Linked DNA regions of Homo sapiens: regions 2 and 3 are each linked to region 1. A link is a contact called in ENCODE Hi-C or POLR2A ChIA-PET data. All regions are on one chromosome and are shown on one strand. The core of a region is the stretch at or near the end of the contact, and the rest is flanking DNA. Distances in the headings are between cores, read along the strand shown.

What was found. Hi-C counts contacts between places; a loop is a spot of excess contacts on that map. ChIA-PET counts read pairs that join two places held with the same protein, here RNA polymerase II (POLR2A). Pooled maps may share reads with other maps.
Region 2: a loop to region 1 is called in a pooled map, with 2.8 times the contacts of the local background. The contact joins two enhancer-like sites. A Hi-C loop is called at or near these places in 3 of 168 maps with a recorded cell type or tissue (K562, PC-9 and naive thymus-derived CD4-positive, alpha-beta T cell) and 7 of 50 pooled maps. POLR2A ChIA-PET finds 5 or more read pairs at or near these places in 1 of 52 experiments (activated T-cell).
Region 3: a pooled map shows a loop between it and region 1 (4-fold over the local background). The contact joins the promoter of DPM1 here to the enhancer-like site in region 1. A Hi-C loop is called at or near these places in 1 of 50 pooled maps. POLR2A ChIA-PET finds 5 or more read pairs at or near these places in 2 of 52 experiments (B cell and WTC11).

What each region holds. Positions count from the first base shown.
Region 1 is chr20:50,450,274-50,453,590 of GRCh38, reverse strand. No RefSeq gene overlaps it. Among named protein-coding and RNA genes, the nearest start is that of PTPN1, 58 kb to the left of the region's middle. Within about 2 kb of position 1,998, at least 20 of the 41 ENCODE cell types and tissues checked have a DNase peak (open chromatin) inside an H3K27ac peak, as active enhancers do.
Region 2 is chr20:50,069,829-50,073,118 of GRCh38, reverse strand. No RefSeq gene overlaps it. Among named protein-coding and RNA genes, the nearest start is that of TRERNA1, 30 kb to the right of the region's middle. RefSeq lists an enhancer at 1-63 and a silencer at 1,560-1,799. Within about 2 kb of position 1,703, at least 3 of the 41 ENCODE cell types and tissues checked have a DNase peak (open chromatin) inside an H3K27ac peak, as active enhancers do.
Region 3 is chr20:50,956,490-50,959,781 of GRCh38, reverse strand. It overlaps DPM1 (dolichyl-phosphate mannosyltransferase subunit 1, catalytic), which reads left to right and starts at 1,250. Exons shown (of 9, transcript NM_003859.3): 1 at 1,250-1,419. The coding sequence starts at 1,259. It overlaps MOCS3 (molybdenum cofactor synthesis 3), which reads right to left and starts at 964. Exons shown (of 1, transcript NM_014484.5): 1 at 1-964. The coding sequence starts at 939. RefSeq lists enhancers at 181-791, 1,004-1,493.

The sequences.
Region 1 (3,317 bases), core at 749-3,248:
GGTTAAGTAACTTGCCCAAGGTCACACATTTAATGATGGCTGAACCAGGATTCAGACTTGGGTTCCCAACTTCATACCCAGTCCTCTCAACACTCACCTCTGCCCATATGTGGCAAAAGCATTAAACATGTATTTCCAGACAGGACAGCCTGCGCTCTAAGAACACTGTGTGTGTGTGTGTGTGTGTGTGTGTGTGTGTGTGTGTGTGTGTGCGCGCGCGCGCGCGCACGCATGCATCTGCGTGTGTTTGTATGTGTGTTTTAATTGCAAGGAAAAGTACACACATTATACATAAAGAGCTCAGTGAATTCTCGCCAAGTGGACACATTCGTGGAATGAGCACCCAGATGTACACAGGACATTCCAGAAGCCCCCTTGATGTCTCTCCTGGTAAATCCTCCCCACCACCACCCCCAAGGTTAATGGCTGTCCTGAATTCTAACCCCATAGATGACTTTTGCTGGTTTTGAACTTTCTATAAAGGGAAGCACACAGTGTGTGCTCTTCCCATCTGGCTTCTTTTGCTCAGCATCCTGACTGCACAGCTTGTAGAGTTCCAGTCGACTTTGACTGCCACTCAGCAAGAGCGCAGGTGGACTCCCAGAGCGCTTCCTTCCCATGAAGGCCAGGAGAAAGCCACTTGCCCAAAAGCAGTTCAAAGTACGTTGTTACGTGAAAAAGTCAGGTACAAAACCATCTGCATAGCTCAATCCCATTTTTGGAAGGGATAAAAAAGGTCTCTTTTTATGCAGAATCAAAAATGATCCTGAAAAATATGTTAAATTTCCTCTCAACCGTGGTGCATTATAAACACTTAGCAAATCCAAATAGCCCCTGGATGGAGAGGGGTCATCTTGTGTTTGGGGCCATGTTGAACAAAAAATAGGACCTGCCAGCTACACTCACTTGCCATATGAAAATTGTCATTCTCAGCCGGGCTTGGTGGCTCACGCCTGTAAATCCCAGCACTTTGGGAGGCTGAGGCGGGCAGGTAACTTGAGGCCAGGAGTTTGAGATCTGCCTGGCCAACATGGTGAAACCCCATCTCTACTAAAAATACAAAAATTAGCCAGGCGTGATGGTGCTCACTTGTAATCCCAGCTACTCTGGAGGCTGAGGCAGGAGAATCACTCAAACTCGGGAGGCAGAGGTTTCAGTAAACCAAGATTGCACCACTGCACTGCAGCCTGGCCAACAGAGCAAGACTCTCTCAAAAAAAAAAAAAAAGAAAAAGAAAAGAAACGAAAAAATAAAGATTGTCACTCTCCCCATCACCCTTTTTGGCCCACTGATGCCCAGTGAAATTGCGTGAGTTAAATGCCTGGTAGATACAATTCTACAAGATTCAAGTGTTATGTGGAGGTTTTTCCTGCGTAGTGGGGATGGCAGGTGGATTTTTTGTGTTTCTTATCTATTTATTCTAACCTTTCTTCCTTCCTTCCTTCCTTCCTTCCTTCCTTCCTTCCTTCCTTCCTTTCCTTCCTTCCTTCCTTCCTTCCTTCCTTCCTTCCTTCCTTCTTTCTTTTTCTTTCTTTCTTTCTTTCTTTCTCTTTCTTTCTTTGAGAGATAGGCTCTCACTCTGTCGGCCAGACTGGAGTGTAATGCCGCAATCTTGGCTCACTGCAACCTCCGCCTCCCAGACTCAAGCCATCCTCTCACCTCAGCCTCCCAAGTAGCTAGGACTACAGGCACATGCCACCGTGCCCGGCTAATTTTTGTATTTGTTTTGTAGAGATGGGGTTTCACCACGATGCTCAGGCTGGTTTCAAACTCTGGGATTCAAATGATCTGCCCACCTTGGCCTCCCAAGGTGCTGGGATTACAGCTGAGGGTCACCACGCCCAGCCTTACTCTAACTAGCAAAAAATAAGAACAAGAATTCATATATACTAAATAAGAACTGCAGCAGCAGCAGCAGCAATAAACTGGCAAAACAAAAAGAAAGCATTTCTGTCTCCGTTTATGTGCTTCCAGAAGGTCAGCTAGAGAAAGGGCACGTCACCCCGATGCACTGAGTCGATTGCACAAGAAAGGGAGTGCCGACTCCTCCACATCCAGGGGATCATCCAGCCTATATGTGGTTTAAGGGGCAGCCTCAAAGCCAGAAGGACTCGGGTTCAAACCCGAGCATTGCCCCTTACCAGCTGTGGCTCGGTTACTCCTCCTGCATAACAAACCCACCCCAGAACACAGCGGTGTAAAGCAGCCATTCTACTCGCCTGGAATGATATCTCTCAGATCCTGTGGTCAGGAATGCAGACAGGGCACAGCAGGACAGCTTGTCTCTGCTCCACAGTGTCTGGGGCCTCGGCTGGGACAGCCTGAAGGCTGAGGGCGACTTGGTGGCTGGGGTGCTGGCCTCGGTCGGAGAGTCTTCACTTGCGTGTCTGGCAGCTGCTACCGCAGCTGGGCCATCAGAAAGACACCTGTGTGTGACTTCTTCGTGTGGTCTCTTCACTTGGGCTGGTTTGGGTTTCCTCACAACATGGTGGGAAGGGGGAGTGACTGCTAATGGGTGTGAGGTTCCTTTCGGGGGCAATGCAAGTGTTCTAAAATTAGGTAGTGGTGATGATTGCACAACTCTGTGAATACACCAAAACCCACTGGATTGTGTACTTTAAAAGGGTGAGTTTTATGGTATGTGAATTATATCTCAATAAAGCTGGGGGGGTTTTTTTTTACAAAAAAAAAGAAGCAGAAACAGATCATGAGGATGAGAGATGATGCTGTAAGCATCTTAAGACAACACGATGCGCAGCTGGGTGCACTCCCTGTAATTCCAGCATTTTGGGAGGCCGAGGCAGGAAGATGGCTTGAGCCCAGGAGGCTGCAGTGAGCTATGATCTTGCCACTGGACTCCAGCCTGGGCAACAGAGCAAGAAAAAAAAAAAAAAAAAAACAGAAAACACAATTTGCCACACTGTGTGAGGCACTATCTTTCTATGCCTCAGTTTCTTCTTCTGTAAAATGGGACTATTTAATAATCAAATGAACTCATAGGGTCTTTCAGGGTGAAGAAAGGTAATTCTGAGCCTAGTAGCTGGCACATAGTGAGTGCTCAGGAAATGTTATTATTTCAAACAATAAAATGCCATAAGGCAGCAGTGTGTAGAGTTAATTAAAACAACAGGTTTTAGAGCCAACCCACAAATTTGAATCTAGCTTTCTCAGTGGTTAGTTACTTAACCACTCTAGATCTGTTTCATTATCTGTAAAATGGAGTTAACATAGTACCTGCCTCATACACTGTGACAATCAAATGAGTTAATAGCACGAAGGGCTTGGAACGGTGCCTATGTGCAATACAGCACAGTACA
Region 2 (3,290 bases), core at 454-2,953, 380 kb after region 1:
TACTGGTTGGGTAGGTGTGGTGATATGAGATTTCCCACCACCCCCCCTTTTTTTTTTTTGAGATGGAGTCTCGCTCTGTGGCCCAGGCCAGAGTGCAGTGGCGCGATCTCGGCTCACTGCAGCCTCTGCCTCCCATGTTCAAGCGATTCTCCCACCTCAGCCTCCCAAGTAGCTGGGACTACAGGTGCGCAACACCATGCCCGGCTAATTTTTATATTTTTAGTAGAGACAGAGTTTCACCATGCCGAAATTCCCTTTTAAAAATACCCTTCGGCAGGCGGGCACGGTGGCTCATGCCTGTAATCCCAGCACTTAGGGAGGCCCAGGTGGGCAGATCACTTGAGGTCAAGGAGTTTGAGACCAGCCTGGCCAACATGGTGAAACCCCGACTCTACTAAAAATACAAAAATTAGCTGGCCATGGTGGTGCGTGCCTGTAATCCCAGCTACTAGGGAGGCTGAGGCAGGAGAATCACTTGAATCTGGAAGACGGAGGTTGCAGTGAGCCGAGATTGTGCCACTGCACTCCAGCCTGGGAGACAGAGTGAGACTGCATCTCAAAAAACAAACAAACAACAAAAAAAACCCAGCAACTTTGTCTTGGCACAGTGGTTCATGCCTGTAATCCCAGCACTCTGGGAAGCCAAGGTGGGCAGATCACTTGAGTCCAGGAGTTTGAGACCAGCCTGGGCAACACGGCAAAACCCCCTCTCTACAAAAAATACAAAAATTAGCTGGGCATGGTGTTGCACACCTGTAGTCCCAGCTACTCGGGAGGCTGAGGTGGGAGGATCGCTTGAGCCCAAGAGGTGGAGGTTGCAGTGGGCCGTGATTGTGCCACTGCACTCCAGCCTGGGCAACACGGCGAGACTCTGTCTCAATAAATAAATAAACATATACATAGATATAGATATAGATATAGATATACACATATATATATACACTTAAGTAAAAACCAATTATCTAGGAGCAAATGTCAAGTAAAAGTACAGGTAGGGCTCAGATGCGGCAAAAAATCATGTTGGGGTAGGAGCCTGAGTAACATCAGCGAGCGCATACAGGTTTATCCTTTGGCCTCTGGCCCAGCTGTTAATGATATATTCATGTTTATTATCTGCCCCCTCCCACCCCCACTAAAATGTCAGCTTCAAGAGGGTAGGGATGAGGCCAATTGTGTTCACGGCTGTGTTCCTGCCATCTCACACAATGTTGGGCATACAGTAGGTGTTCAGTGAATACTTGTGAATGGGTGAATGGCTGGCTGGAAGGCCATGCATGAGTGAATGAGCGGAGGTGACACCTTCACATCCTCTCTCCGCCTCGGTGGATGCCAGTGCAGGCCCAGGAGTCAGCCGTTTCCACTACCAGCTGTGTGGCCCCGGGAGGGCTCCTTAACCTCTCTGTGCGTTTCCGTTGCCATTTCGCCGGGTTATTCTAAGGATTACGTGTGGTTTTACATGGTGTGGGCTTCTTGCAGTCCTCGGCACGGAGCACCCCTCCGTAAATGTTATTTCGCTATTGTTCTTTCCTTTCCTTTCGGTGTATTCTGCTTATGTATTCGCTATTGCTCTTCCCCATCTCACCGACCAGAAGAGTGAAGCTCCTCCCCGCTCTCCTGGCGCCCGGCTTCCCCGTTCTGGCTCGGGCCTGCACGCCCGCCCTTGGCCAGCAGAGGGCGCTAGCGCTCTAGGGACCAACGCTCCGGCTGGGCCGGGCCACGCGTCATCTCTCAGCCGACCCGAGGCTGGGGCTGGAGGAGGGGACAGGCGTGACCGCCGGGGCAGGGGTGGACCACCGGACATCTGGGTGTGTGCCTTTGGCACAGCGGGAGCCTGCTGGAGGCTCCCAAAGCGGAGTGGGCAAGCTTTTTCCCCCAGTGCGCTTCCAACCCTTTTTCTTTCTTTCTTTCTTTCTTTTTTTTTTTTTTTTTTGCGACAGGGTCTCTTGTCGCCCAGGCTGGAGTGCAGTGATGCGATCACGGGTCACTGCAGCCTCCAACTCCTGGCCTCAAGCGATTCTCCTTCCTCAGCCTCCCGGGTAGCTGGGACTACAAGTGGGCGCCACCACGCCCAACTAATTATTTATTCATTTAGAGACAGGGTCTCACTCTGTCACCCAGGCTGGGGTGCAGTGGCATGATCAAGTCTCATTGCAGCCTCAACCTCCTCCTCAAGCAATCCTCCTGCCTCAGCCTCCTGAGTAGCTGGGACTACAGGTGCAGGCCACTGGCCAATTAAAAAATATTTTTTTTTTTAATTAGCCGGACGTGGTGGCGGGTGCCTGTAGTCCCAGCTACTCAGGAGGCTGAGGCAGGAGAATGGCGTGAACCCGGGAGGCGAGCTTGCAGTGAGCTGAGATCACGCCACCGCACGGCAGCCTGGGTGACTGAGCGAGACTCAGTCTCAAAAAAAAAAAATTTTTTTTAGTAGAGACAGGGTCTCGCTGTGTTGCCCCGGCTGGTCTCAAACTCCTGGGCTCAAGTGATCTTCCTGCCTTGGCCTCCTAAAGTGCTGGGATTACAGGCGTAAGCCACCATGCCTGGCCTCCAACCCATTTTTTGCCAAGGACCAGCTGAGACTCAGAAAGGGTTGTCCAAGGTCACCCAGCAGGTGGGGGTAGTGGGGGTCATGCTGTGAATACAAGGCTTTGAAGCTCACATACCTCAAGGACCTGATAGGGGCTGTGGAGAACACAGGACTGACCACCTTTGCCTCTAGAATGCTGGCCCACATGGCCAAATCTTCCAAGTCTTCAAGAGAGACAGGGACATCAGGATGTAGTGAAATGTCTCGATTTTTATGGTAGCAATGAATTAAAGGCTTTGTTTGTTTTTGTAGAGCCAGGGTCTCATTATATTGCCCAGGCTGGTCTTGAACCCTTGGCCTCAAGCGATCCTCCCGTCTTGGCCTCCCAAAGTGCTGGAATTACAGGCGTGAGCCACCACTTCTAGCCTTATTTGTTTATTTATTTATTTTGAGATGGAGTCTTGCTCTGTCGCCAGGCTAAAGTCCAGTGGCGCTATCTCGGCTCTCTGCTACCTCCACCTCCCGGGTTCAAGCGATTCTTCTACCTCAGCCTCCCAAGTAGCTGGGACTACAGGTGTGCACCACCACACCCGGCTACTTTTTGTATTTTTAGTAGAGATGGGGTTTCACCATATTGCCCAGGCTGGTCTCAAACTCCTGACCTCAGGTGATCCGCCCACCTTGGCCTCCCAAAGTGCTGAGATTACAGGCATGAGCCACCATGCCTGGCCGCCTTTTTTATTTTTAATCACAGTTTCCACCTCTG
Region 3 (3,292 bases), core at 1-2,500, 510 kb before region 1:
TTCATAGTCCAGCAGATCAGTCACAGTGGGCCGTTCCCCGCAAGCTGCACAGTCGAGCCTGCGGCTCCGCAGCCGAATAGAGCGGAAATGCCCTCTCAGGGCATCAAAGAGCAACAAGCTGCCACTGTAAGAGGGGCCCAGACCCGCAGCGATTTTCAGCACTTCCAAGGCCTGCAGGCAGCCCAGGACCCCGGTAACGACACCGAGCACCCCGCCGTCCGCGCAGTTGGTCACTGTCTCCGCTGGGGGTGGTTGGGGGAATATGCAGCGATAGCAAGGGCCACCGTCATAATGGTAGACTGTGATTTGGCCCTCGAAGCGCAAGGCACTGGCAGACACGAGGGGCCGACCCGCCAGCACACATGCGTCATTAACCAGGTAGCGAGTGGGCACGTTGTCCGAGCAGTCAGCCACCACATCATATCGGCGGACCAGGTCTAGGGCAGTGGCTGGCGTAAGGGCCTGAGTGTACGGCACGCATTCCACTGCCGAATTGAGGCGGCGCAGCGAGGCGGCGGCCGAAAAGGCCTTGGCCTGGCCAGCCAGTGCCTCGCCATGCAGCACTTGGCGGGCCAGGTTGCTCATCTCTACCACGTCATAGTCCACAAGGCCAAGGCGGCCCACGCCGGCCGCTGCCAAGTACTGCGCTAGTGGACAGCCGAGCCCACCGCAGCCCACGATTAGCACGCACGCGGTCCCCAGGCGCAGCTGTCCGTGCACGCCCAGCTCGGGCAGCACTAGCTGCCGGCTATAGCGCAGAATCTCATCTCGGGACAGAGCGGCCTTCGGCGGCAGCGGCGACACCGGAACCAGCCGTTCTGGCTGCGGTTCCTGCTCAGCCAAAAGAGCCGACGCCAGCTTCTGCTTCAGCGAATTCAATTCCTCCTCACGTTGGGCAACTTCAGCTTGTAAGGCGAGTACCTCCTCCCGGGAAGCCATGGCGACCTCTTCCGGAAGTTGTCGTGAAAGGCATTTCCGCTTCCGTCTTCTGTCTCCTAGCGACTGGGATAAACTAAAAAACTTTATGGAGCTTGGGAAAAGGTGATGAATAGATATTTACTTCCTGAAGAAACCTTCAGATTAAACTTCAAAGATGTATAAATCCAGAATATTTCTAATTGAACCACGCAATGGCCCTAGAAGAACTAGCGATCAATCACACAGGTCATCCCCCGCTTCCGAATTTGGTACGGTCCGACCCGTCCTTTTCCGCGCCACATTACGTAATTCCGCTTCCGGCATCTGGCTCAGTTCCGCCATGGCCTCCTTGGAAGTCAGTCGTAGTCCTCGCAGGTCTCGGCGGGAGCTGGAAGTGCGCAGTCCACGACAGAACAAATATTCGGTGCTTTTACCTACCTACAACGAGCGCGAGAACCTGCCGCTCATCGTGTGGCTGCTGGTGAAAAGCTTCTCCGAGAGGTAGCGCACCAGGTCTCCCTCCCCGAAGAATGAGATGAGCTGGCTTCCCCGGCCCGGGTGTCGGCAGCTGGCTGCGCGAAGCGGCCCTGTCCAGCCTTCTTTGCCTCACACAGGAAGGCCCGGGGAGAGGGCCACCCTGCGAGGGAAGCAGAGGCGGATGCTTGTTGGGTTTTCTTCGTGTCCTGGGTTCTCATTCCTGCCCTTGGGTTTTGTGAGACTCTCATTTATCTTTATTATGTAGTACTCCCGTCCCCCGCCTTTCCGTAGAAAGGTTGGCCACTCTTTTACTTGGAAGCGAGGCTGAAAGCGTGATCCCACTCCTCCCTCTAGGCGGTCAGGATCTGCGGCAAGAGCCGGGAGTCCAAGCGAGAGCTCTCACTCTCCGCTCCGGTGCCGAGTGCTTACATAAGCATGAGGTTTGGTGTGTGTGGGTTAGGGAGCTATTGCTGGGCACGATAACCTTTCTGGAAAGGAGAAAGCAGAAGAGCATCTTCGCTGATCACTGGTGGATGTTTGGTGTGATTGTTAGAACCGGGATGGGGGGTGGGTGGAGTTCGAATTTGGAAGTGTTAATGCAGTGTTTTTAAAAACTGCAAAAAATCCTGGAGTCAGTACGAAGTAACTTGTTTTACGATTGCACAAATGGGATCATGCTGTGAAATCTTTGAAGACTTTTTCTCATATTAACATGTACAAACATAGCAAATTACTTTGGAAGTTAGGTAACATTCCATATGGCTGTGTTATTTATTTAATCAGGTCATGGCAATGAACTGGATTATTTCCAGCGCCTTTTGGTTGTTTCTGTTTTTTGGCTTTTGCTTTGTCGATGAGAACAAGGACTTTGTTCACACCATATTTTCCAGCTAAATTTAGAAAAGTGCTTGACACATAGCGGTGCTCCTTTATTGCATCAGTGTTGGCAGCAGACGCGTTCATACTTTTACTTGTGTACTAGGGATAAATTCTTCGAGGTAGGATTGCTGGGTCGACAGAAATGTGCTTAAAATGGACAGTTACTGCCAAATTGCTCTAAAGAAAAAAAAGGTTGTACAAGTTTGGACTCTCCATTCTTCAGAGTGCCTGTTTCCCTATCAACCAGCCCGCCTGAGCATTAGACTTAACATTGTTGGAAGTACTCATTTGTGAAAACCATTGCTGTTTTGATTGTATTTCCTTGAATAACTGCCTTCATATGCCTTGCCCCTCAGAGTTTTAAAATTTTTATTTTTCCTGTTTAATCTTTTAATTTTGATTTCTATAAGCTCTAAATTAAAGAAAGTAACTATCATACAACCGATCTCGTTCAGGGCTTGTATTCTAATTTTGCAATTTTTTTTTTTGCTGTTTTAATTTTTTTATGTAGTACAATTTATGTTTCCTTTTAATGGTTTGTGAATCAATCTTTTAAGATCAAAATGAAGTTTGATAAAGGAAACAAAACTTTTCAGATGCAATCAAATTACTTGAAGTCAGCCCAGCTTGGTACCTTTGAGCTGCCTCACCCTCAGGTGGTGTAGCTGCTTTGAAGTGGTAGGGGACAGTAATTTGCTTTTAACGACCCCATTTTGTTTATGGAATTTCTCTTTCAGCACGTCTATTAAAATCACCTTACATATTTTGGCATGTAAAGGCACCAGTGCCCAGATTTAAGGCACAGTGGGAAGCCAAAGTCATTGTTCTACTCTTGGAGAATAGATAACACAGGGGTTTGCTTTCTTGTCTTCAAAGTTTGCTGGGGCTGACTTGTTAAAGCCTTTAACAGTGGAATATGTTTTCTGGTTGATTTTCTTGTATTTGTTTCTTTTTTCTTTTTCTTTTTTTTTTTTTTCTTTTGGAGACGGAGTCTTGCTCTGTTGCCCAGGCTGGAGTG